Regions from separate parts of the Homo sapiens genome. Here region 1 is linked to region 2. Evidence: chromatin loops called from intact Hi-C (ENCODE). Cell type or tissue: heart right ventricle. All regions are shown on one strand.

Evidence for each region. Peaks named below come from ENCODE experiments on the same cell type or tissue, not always from the same donor. Only the 100,000 strongest peaks of a DNase experiment are listed, where the experiment ranks them.
Region 1: a loop joins it to region 2, with 2.4 times the contacts of the local background. A loop is called at or near these places in 3 of 110 quality-filtered maps.

What each region holds. Positions count from the first base shown.
Region 1 is chr10:43,995,361-44,000,360 of GRCh38, forward strand. No RefSeq gene overlaps it. Among named protein-coding and RNA genes, the nearest start is that of LINC02659, 85 kb to the left of the region's middle. In heart right ventricle, no CTCF peak of the experiment used is centred here; no DNase peak of the experiment used is centred here; H3K27ac peaks cover 2,014 bases.
Region 2 is chr10:43,908,234-43,913,233 of GRCh38, forward strand. It overlaps LINC02659 (long intergenic non-protein coding RNA 2659), which reads right to left and starts at 4,136. Exons shown (of 3, transcript NR_184145.1): 1 at 4,060-4,136. LINC00841 (long intergenic non-protein coding RNA 841) reads left to right here and starts at 1,063. Exons shown (of 5, transcript NR_136147.1): 1 at 1,063-1,136; 2 at 1,310-1,426. In heart right ventricle, a CTCF peak has its summit at 2,252; DNase peaks (open chromatin) are centred at 2,242 and 2,452; H3K27ac peaks cover 4,255 bases.

The sequences.
Region 1 (5,000 bases), 87 kb after region 2:
AATGGACCCATGTGCAGAGGAAGGCGGGATCAAATGCCACCTGCCATTGGGGGAGTAGGGAATAAGTGGGCATTCATCAGAAAACCAAGGGATTGGGGGGAGAGGTGTTGCAGAGATGGGAAATAGCATGTATGAACCATGTATAAACATTTAACTGTTTTAAATGTGGTCATGAATTGCTGTATTTGAAATGCAGTGTGCTGCAATGGGAGGAGAGTTAGAGCTGAAACTCTGGCCAGAGGATGGAGAGGCTAATCTGAGTGTGTGGTAGGTTAGCATATCAATGGGCTGACATGCAGTTTTTCTTTTTTAATATCTTTATTAAGATACAATTCACTACTACTCTTCCATAAAAAAATGTATTTTACAGTAACTTGGATGGAATTGGAGGCCATTATTCCAAGTTAAGTAACTTAGGAATGGAAAACCAAATACCATGTGTTCTCACTTATAAGTGGGAGCTGATATATGGGTACACAAAAGCATGGAGAGTGATATGTTGGACACCGGAGACTCACAAGTGGGGAGGGTTTGAAGAGGTGTAAGGGATTAAAAGAACTACATATTGGGTATAATGGACACTGCTTGGGTGATGGGTGTGCTAAAATTTCAGACTTCACCACTATACAGTTCATCCTTGTAGCTGGAAACCACTTGTACTCCTGAAGCTATTAGAAAAATAAAGATACAATGCACACACCATAAAATTCATCCATTTGAAATACACAGCTGGGAATGCCCATCGAGAGGAAGAGGTTTACATTTATCTTGAGGATACGGACTCAGGAGTCCTCAGAGCATCTGGGGAGTGAGAGTGTGTGGTGCCATTTGAGCAAAGGGTGAAGGAGACAGAAAGAGCTTTGAGGACAGACCAGAGAGATGCTGAGACTTAGTAGGCAGGCGGAGGAAGAGAAGCCCACGGGGGAGAGAAGGAAGGAGGAGAATGAGCAGCTGTGCATCACAGAAGAGGGTGCAGGAAGAGGGAGGCATCCACCAGGAGGACTGGAAAGAGTCCAGAGGACATGGCGGCCAGGAAGCCCTGCTAAAGCTTGGTGAGGGTGGGTCAGTGTGGAAGGATGCTAATCAGAGCGAGGAGAGGCATGAGAGGCAGGTGAGGCGGCTCAGCCATTGCTCAAAGAATCGCCCTTCAGAGGCCTTCCCAGCTCCACGGTGACATCCAGACGGTCTCCCTGGCCTCTATGTCCAGAAACTAGAGAGAAGCTCGACCAGTTCACCGTGTCTCATCCTTTCTCTGGCGCGATTTAGATGGTACCTGGAACCTGGGCTTGCCCCAGGTGGGCCTTCACATAGACCATCTCTATTGTTTTCAGGAATCCAAGAGGAAAGCAGAAGAAATTCTGGGGACCTGCAGCAGACAGACCCAGTTAAAAAGGCAACTCAAAGGCTCTAGCAAGATCTCAATTTGGCTCTGGGCTATATTAATTCAGGTAGTCATATTGAACTCTGTTGAAATACGTGGGCCATGTTACATCTAGAACCTAAACTGTGGTGAAAGCCTGTGGGTAACCAATTCCAGGATATTCTTCAGAGTTACTCAGATGAAGCCTCTTTATTTATCAGCACTTCTTGATCAAGAAGAGCGAGTCCTGGGCCTGATGCCTTTTGTTGCAACTTGGGGTGACATATCTATTTTTTGGCAATTGTATTTGCAGTTCATAACAACGCTGCACTCCTCACCAATGACCTGAAACGTACACAGTTGGATGAGGCTCAGTCCTAGAGCCCTGGATCCTTCCTGCAGCCAGAATGCTGAAAGAACGCTACTCCAGGCTGGGCACAGTGGCTCAGGCCTGTAATCCTAGCACTTTGGGAGGCCGAGGCAGGTGGATCACCTGAGGTTAGACATTCGAGACCAGCCTGGCCAACATGGTGAAACCCTCTCTCTACTAAAAATACAAAAAATTAGCTGGGTGTGGTGGTGGGCACCTGTGATCCCAGCTACTCTGGAGGCTGAGACAGGAGAATCACTTGAACCCAGAAGGTGGAGGTGGCAGTGAGCCAAGGTCATGCTATTGTACTCCATCTCAAAAAAAAAAAAAAAAAAGAATGCTACTCCACTCCTGTTGGCATGGAGCAGACTGAGTGTCCTCCGGGAAAACCTGAAGTTTGCTGTAGGCTCAGACTAGAAATGATCTTGCCGTGTTACAGTGAAACCAGGTCAAGGCTTCTCTCCCACTGAGCTCTTTGACCTTCAGTTTCTCAGTATCCTGGCCAAGCCTCAGAGGTTGAGGGGCTGAGGTCATTAGTAGACAACCATCATGTCAGGCTCAACTTCTTATCTTGCAGACCACCAAGGCCACACAGAGCCATCCAGAACTGCGTGATCCCAGCAACACTGTCCTCCTCCCTAGAGAACAGTTGGTGTGTGCCTTCTGCTTTTTTAGAGCATTTCCTCACTGTGGCATTGGCTGATGCATTTTTATTTTCTGGATTTTAATTAAAATCCTGTAATATTCTGATCTAGGCAGCATAAAAACTCACATTCAAATATATGTGTGTCTGTGTGTGTGTGTGACAGCGGTGTATACACACACATATACATATGCTTTGAATAATTACAATACAGTTTTTCTCATATATACTAATTCTTTTTAAGCCAAAGGAAATAATTTATATTTTTCAAAACTTTGCGTTTGGCCAAAAAACCAAAACCCAACCAAAACCAAAACCCAACCAAAAACAAAACCAAAACCAAAAACAAAACAAAACAAATAAACCCTCCAAATCCCAGCACTATTGATTTAAAACAACTTGAAAAGTTTGAGGAGTTGCCTCATTTTTTTGCTTCTATTGTTTCCTGTATATAAATAGCCTTGCATGGCCTCATTTATCACTGTGACTTCTCTGGGGAACTTCCATTTCCTGCTACCTTAGCCTCCTACTTGTACAAAAACATGGAACAGGGAGCTAAATATCCCAAATAGAACAAGTCATTGAAAAAAAAAGCAATCAATGATGTGTGTAAATCATCTATCTGCAGGCAGGGGTATTTAGCAAGGGAATCTCAGTGAGGGTGTGGAGGAGAAAGATCTGTATAACACAGCACTAGAGAAATCTGCACACTCAAGCCTATCTCTGTCCAAGTGATGACTGGAAATCTTGGAAGTGCTGTCTGGCTGTGGAAGAAAACCAGGTGGTGGTAACTGCTTCACCATGTGGCACTGAGGGGCAAGGCTTGGGGACCAGCATGAATTAATCACAGGCTTTTAGAATGTCATCACATTCCTTGGGTCTGGCTTTGGTGAATTCCAAAGCAAAAGCTGGAAGAGAAAGGCCATTTCAGCTTCAGCATTTTCTTTTTCAAATGCCAGTGTTGTGGTTTCAGGTTCCCTTTGATGTCAGTAGCCCAGAGCCTTTGCAGAGCGGGAACCCACTGCACGTGGCAGATGTGTTCAGTGTTTTCTGTAGAAAGAGACGCGGGGATGAGTTCTCCACCATTGAAGAGGCCAGTGAATGTGTAGGGCCCTCACTGTTGAGCAGCTGGCTCAGGATCCTTCCACTGATGCATTTTGCCTGATACAATCTCTGCAGAGAGGTCCATTTACTGTTCTTTGGTCAATCTTTGAAAGAGACACATTCCCTACCTCTCTGTAGATCAGCATAGTTATGAGAATGATGAACTCAGCATTGCAATCCCTGCCTGCCAGTTTGCTGAGTGACCTTGAATGTGAGTTACCAAGGACTGCAATTGCCTGTCTTCCTTCAGAACATGCCTCGAGGAAGATATGCTCAGGTAAAGTAATCTGTTGACAAGCCAAGCAAAAGGCAACCTTTGATAATCTACCCAATGGAAACATTTAATGGAATTCAGCAGAGCTTGTATTACACGAAAATTATAAGGCATAGATATGGTCAAGTGTTCTGGAAAATTGCTTCTGGCTTTATCAAGTACTAGAGGCTTAGTTTTCAGAGACTTAACGTGTTTAGTTTTAATTATTTTTTTCACATGTAACATACTTTATTTAATAAAGTATTTGAAACAGTTTACAAAAGTACACACCATATAAGAAGATAAAGTATACACAAGGAGATTTCCAGGTTATGAATGAAACTTGCTACCTATGCCTGAATAAATATCTTCCACTTTCCAGTGGAATTCCCAGGGAATAAAGAAAAAGGTGCAAAACGTGTAGGGCTGGAAATAAGAGGTTTGATCACTGAGCCCAGCTGTGGAACTTCCGTAAGTGATTTACATACAGCTCATATCCAAAGCTCTGAACACCACCACACTGGGGAGGAAGCAGGAAGGAGACTGTTTGCCTTCACTCCATCTGCGTGGTTCTGCCTTGGAGACCTGGTCCCAGGTGTCAACCAGAAAGCCTGGCCACCAATTCCCAGTAAGAGGATTTGCTTTTGAGATGCTCAAGTCTTTCCTTACCCTACCACTTCTATGCCCAGCCACCCAATCGAGAATTTCTCTGTTGTCACATCTATTATGCACATTGTTACTTGAGTGTTTAAGTGTTCACACAGTGATTCACTGCATCAAGAAATTGAACTCAACAGAAGAGATGATGAAAACAGTTGGGGTCGGGTATGGTGGCTCACGCCTGTAATCCCAGCACTTTGGGAGGCCGAGGTGGATGGATCACGAGGTCAGGAGATCGAGACCATCCTGGCTAACACGGTGAAAACCCCGTCTCTACTAAAAAATGCAAAAAGTTAGCCAGGTGTGGTGGCGGGCACCTGTAGTCCCAGCTACTCGGGAGGCTGGGGCAGGAGAATGGCGTGAACCCGGGAGGCAGAGCTTGCAATGAGCTCCAGCCTGGGCGACAGAGCTAGACTCTATCTCAAAAACAAAACAAACAAACAAACAAAAAAGGAAACAGTGGGAACGATAGGGAATCCCCCACTCTGGGCACTGCCACTGTGCATAAAATACCTTCAGCAAAGACGAAGGACAGTGTGTGTCCACTCACCCAGAGCACTGTCTCCTCTTCACAGTCAGCACCCTGGGCCATCCCAGCAGAGGACAGGCC
Region 2 (5,000 bases):
ATTCCTCATATCACACAGAGAAGGATCAATTTATATTGTCTTTTTTTTTTTTTTTCCTGAAGAGGGGTCTTGCTCTGTTGCCCAAACTGAAGTGCAGTGGTGCAATCACAGCTTACTGTAACTTTGAACTCCTGGGCTCAAGTGATCCTCCTACCTCAGCCTCCCAAAGCACTGGGATTGCAAGTGTGAGCCACTATGCCAGGCCTATTTTTGATAATGAAAATTAGAGAAAGTAGATTCCAGTGCATACTTATTAAATGTCATTACTAACAGAATGAAAATAGTAGATGTGAGTTCCAAATCACAAGGGAAAAGTCAGGTTAAAAAAGTAACCTCAATATAAAAGGTGTATTAAAAATGACCATAAAACAAAATAGCAGAAATAAAATTAAGCATATAAATCATGTTAATAAAATGATCAGGATGAACTCTTATTTTGAATCACAGACTCACATTTGGTTAAGAGTAAAATCTAAATACTGCGTTAGTGTACCCAGTTAATCCAAAAATATTAAAAATAAGGCAATGGGCAATGATATAGTGAATGAATCCCAACAAAAAGAGACAGGAGTGTGAATATGAACAGGAGACAAGGTGGAACTCAAGGCCAAAACAGCTAAAAGAAAAAATCCACAATGAAAGAATGACAATTTTGCACACTTCTATGGTGATTAAAAAAAAGCATCAAATGTAATTAACAAAAGTTTTAGCAATACAAAAGAAAATAAGGGAAGCACTGTTGTTGTAGTAATGTTAACAAACTTGTGTTGCAAGAAATCACGTGGACAACAACCAATAAGGGAGTAGAGGATTCAAACCATGTCACGTATTTGTATTGCACAAATGGATAATGTATTTTTCCAAATATACTTAGAATATTGATCTACAAATTGATCATAAAAACATCTTAACACACTTCCCAATTACCAGTTAAAATTTGCATTAGTGCCTAGTTTTTGGTTGTGTCATAAAACACCCAGTGCTGTTGGGGGATCCTCACAATGATGGCTATTGTTATCATAAAATATTGACTGAGAGCCTGCAACGCACATGTGCCCCTGCAGGGTGGCATAGACGGCGAGCCCAGGGAGGCCACTGACATGCATTCAAGAGAAAAGAAAAGAAGCCAGGCTTTGGTCAGTTGTGAATATACCATCTCCTGACTCCCAAGCATTGGTTCATCATCCAGCTGGCAATTGTTGAGCCTCAGCCAATGGTGGAACCAAAATCTAGTATCTCTGGAGTAATTTCCATTTCCAACAGAAGGAGAGTGACTTTCACTGACTCTTACTCTCCATTTGGATTTCAGGCATAAGTGCTTCATGGTGGAGTGAGAATGGCTTGCCCTGGAAGGGTCATGTTTTAGAAGGAGTGATCTTCATTGTGAAGTCTAAACTGTTCTGGAAATATAAGCTTTGAAACCCAGGTAGGCAGGTTTCATTTTAAGCAATATTGCAGGATCACAGGATAATTATTGGTTTATAAGGTGATTCTTCACTGTACAAAGTATCTTAAATACTAAACATGCTGATGTGTTGCAAATTTGATTAGGTTTTCACAAGACTTCTCTAGAATGTGTTTATGTGTACCTATGAGGAAAAATTATTGACTCTTTTACCAGGGCTGCCAACAGGGTCTAAAATGAGACCACAAGGCTCTCCTTGACAGGAGTGGTGTGCTTAAAGACAAAGTCACCTGCAAGGTTAATAAATTATTTTTAATAAGTAGATAATGGAGAAAAAGCATGAAAATGTTTCCTTCAATATGTGGCATGGGCTCCATTCTAATGTGATTCGGCGGTGACTTTGTATTTTTAAGGAGCTGAACTCCTTGGCTGTCCTCATCCAGGTTTGCAGAATCTGACCAAGAATGATGTTGAACAGCTCCTCAGCCATAAGGCCCCTGAAGTTGTCAGAGCCCCACTTGTCCTGTCCTGGGTCACCCTGCTTGTCACAGAATGGAGTCCAGTTCACATACTCCCCATCTATACCTAGTTCCATACATACACAATCTTATCGTGAGCTCCTTTTAATTTAAACACTTACATCAGTTATTTACAGCTGCATGATTTCATTCCACATGGTGGTGATATTTTTTTCTCCAAATATGGACTCATTGGATGGTCATAAATAAAGTAATCTGGGCGTAGGAAATGGAGTATCCTTCCCCCGGGGTCATTCCAGGGGAGGCAGGGAAGGAAGAGCTTCGCTATTTCGGGAAAGCTGGTGGACGCTTCGGCTCCGAGGCTGGCTGGGAGGGCCCATAGCTAGGCGGCAGCTGCCCTCAATCTCACAGCTTTAATGAAGGAGGGCTGCCGGATTTACATTGTTTAAACACTTAACGAAATTAGCTATGAAAAGAAGGATGGGAGGAGCCCTGGGTAGTGGGGGAATTTAGGCCTTCTGTCTTCACACACTTTACACACACACACACACACACACACACACACACACACACACACACACACACACACACACACAGTGATTTTCCTAAGAGGCTGCCAGTAGGAACTGGCAAGAAATTATGTGCCTCTTTACAGCAAGATTAAAAGCAACAACAGTGACAAAAACGCCTGTTTTGGAAAGCTGTGCCTGGCAGGGGCTGGTCAGGACTTTGGCGCGCTGGGCCCATGGGCTGCGCTGATTTGGAGCCAGCTCTGGATCAGCAGGGTGAGCGGCTGGCCTAGGGCGGTGGATCTGAAACCTAAGGATGAGATCCCAGGGGCTTCAGTGCCAGGAATGGAAACACTGGGATGGAGGTGGGAGCTTGCAGGCCCAGCCTTCTGAGGCTCTTTCAAATTATTCCTGGTCTACTAGATTTTTAGTTTGGCTCTAGTTGGTTAGAACAGAATTATGTCTAAGAATGTTAAACATTGACTGTTTCTCAAGCTGGGGTGATCTCTAGTGGATGGCCACAGAGCTCTGTCATTGAACCTATTCTCTTCAACATTTTAATCAATGGGTTGAATGGCATCATGGAAGACATACTTACCTAACATTCTAGTAACAAATATAAAAGCGCATATGAAATAGAAAACAAAATCATGAGTGGAAATAAATGTGAAAAATAGTAAATTGAGCTGAGATCAACAAGGTGAAGCTTGCAGGAGTAAATGGAAGATTCTAAAATTAGATTCCAGAAATCCATTTCATAAGCACAATATAGGAGAACCCTAGCTGGGTGGATACGACAGACACATCAGAAAACCCTCTGTGGTTCTGGTTAAGTGAGGAAAAATCATTGACTCTCCTATCAGGGCTGCCAACAGGGTATAAAATGAAGAGACCATGTCTCTCCTTCACAGGAGTGGTGTGCTTAAAGACAAAGTCACCTGCAAGTTTAGTAGATTGCTTTTAATGAGAGAAAAAGCATGAAAATATTTCCCTCAATATGTGACATGGGCTCCATTCTAATCTGACTCCATGGTGACTTTGCAATTTTAAGGAACTAAGCTCAAGGCGAGCCCCACAGAGCCAGGACTTGCTCCCTTAAAAAGCCCCAGCAGATCTGGATTGCCTCTGAGGCGAGAGACGCCCCAGGCCATTGCTACAGCACTGCTAGTGCCATGGCTTTCTGAATTAACAGGTGGACACTGTTTAGTCCTCTTTAAGAAACAGGATTGACTCTTTCCCCTAAATGATGTCATGAAGCATCTTTGATGAACAGGATTTGTTTCTCACAGTTCTGGGGGCTGAGAAGTTCCAGACCAAGGCACCAGCAGTTTAGTGCCTGGTGAGAGCCTGCTTCCACATTCATAGACAGCACCTTCTCACTGTGGCCTCATATGGCAGGAAAAGCATGAGAGAGCTCTCTGGGATCTCTCAGGTCACTCATCTCATCACAGGTTGCCACTGTCATGATCTCATTTAAACCTAATTACTTCTCAAAGATCCCATCTGCAAATACCATCACACCACGAGTTAGGTTTCAACATATGGATTCTGGGGGGACAAACAGTCCATGGCACTGTCCTGTAGCCCCTAAGTCAGCACCCTCTGCCCTGGGCGTTTCTCCTCTAAGGTCCACATCACCTGGCACACTTTATCACCATGAGCCTACCCTGTGTTTCCTGAGGATCTGCCACCTCCTTGGATCATCATTGCCCCTCCTTGTCATTCTCCTCTGTTGGCTGTTTCAGAACTCAGAGGCCCATTATTACCATGGGGCTATTGTTACATCTTCCCGGCTGGTCTCTCCTCTTTCCCAGCATCTCCTTCTTCTCCCTCTGCTGGAATAATGACTTTGGTGGGTATGAATTTAATCACCCCAGCCCCACTTACCATCTTTGGCTGACTCCCAGCTGCCCAAGGTTGCAGCCCAGGTTCTGACCCTGGCCTTTACCCACGTTTCCTGCCCTGACCCCATCTCTCTGTCTGTGCTCACCCTCCCAGCCCTCATTGCTTCCCCAGTACTGGTTCCTGCAAGCTGCTTGGTTGATGCTCCAGTTCCTCCTTTTTCTTCCTCTCTGCCTGGGGAACCTCTCGCATCTTTCAAGGTCAGGATGAGAGGCTCTGCCTCAGTATGTCGCAGTACTTCTGCCTCCTTGAAAATTAATTGCTTTTTCTTGGGATTCTAAAGGTTTCTTTGCCATTTCTCTGTAGAAACAAATCCTGAATTTGAGTTCCAATTCTGTCCCATACTTGCTGGTGACTCTGGGCAAGTCCTGACAGGCCCTGGGGAACTTGGCCTGTTAGAATCCCAGTGTCTTTTTGTAGAAAGTCAGAATAGTAGTGGTTACCTCTGTGCTGTGGACGGAATTGTGTTCCCCCAATTCATATGTGAAGTTCTTACCCCTAGTGTGATAGTATTTGGAGATGAGGCCTTTGGGGAGGTGATTAGATTTAGGTGAAGGACTTGAGGGTGGATCCTCATGATGGGGTTAGTGTCCTTATATGAAGAGACACCAGAGAGCTTGCTCACTCTGCCATGTGAACACATAGCACATAGGCAACTGTCTACAAGCCGAGGAGAGAAGTCTTACTGGGAACCAACCCTGCTGG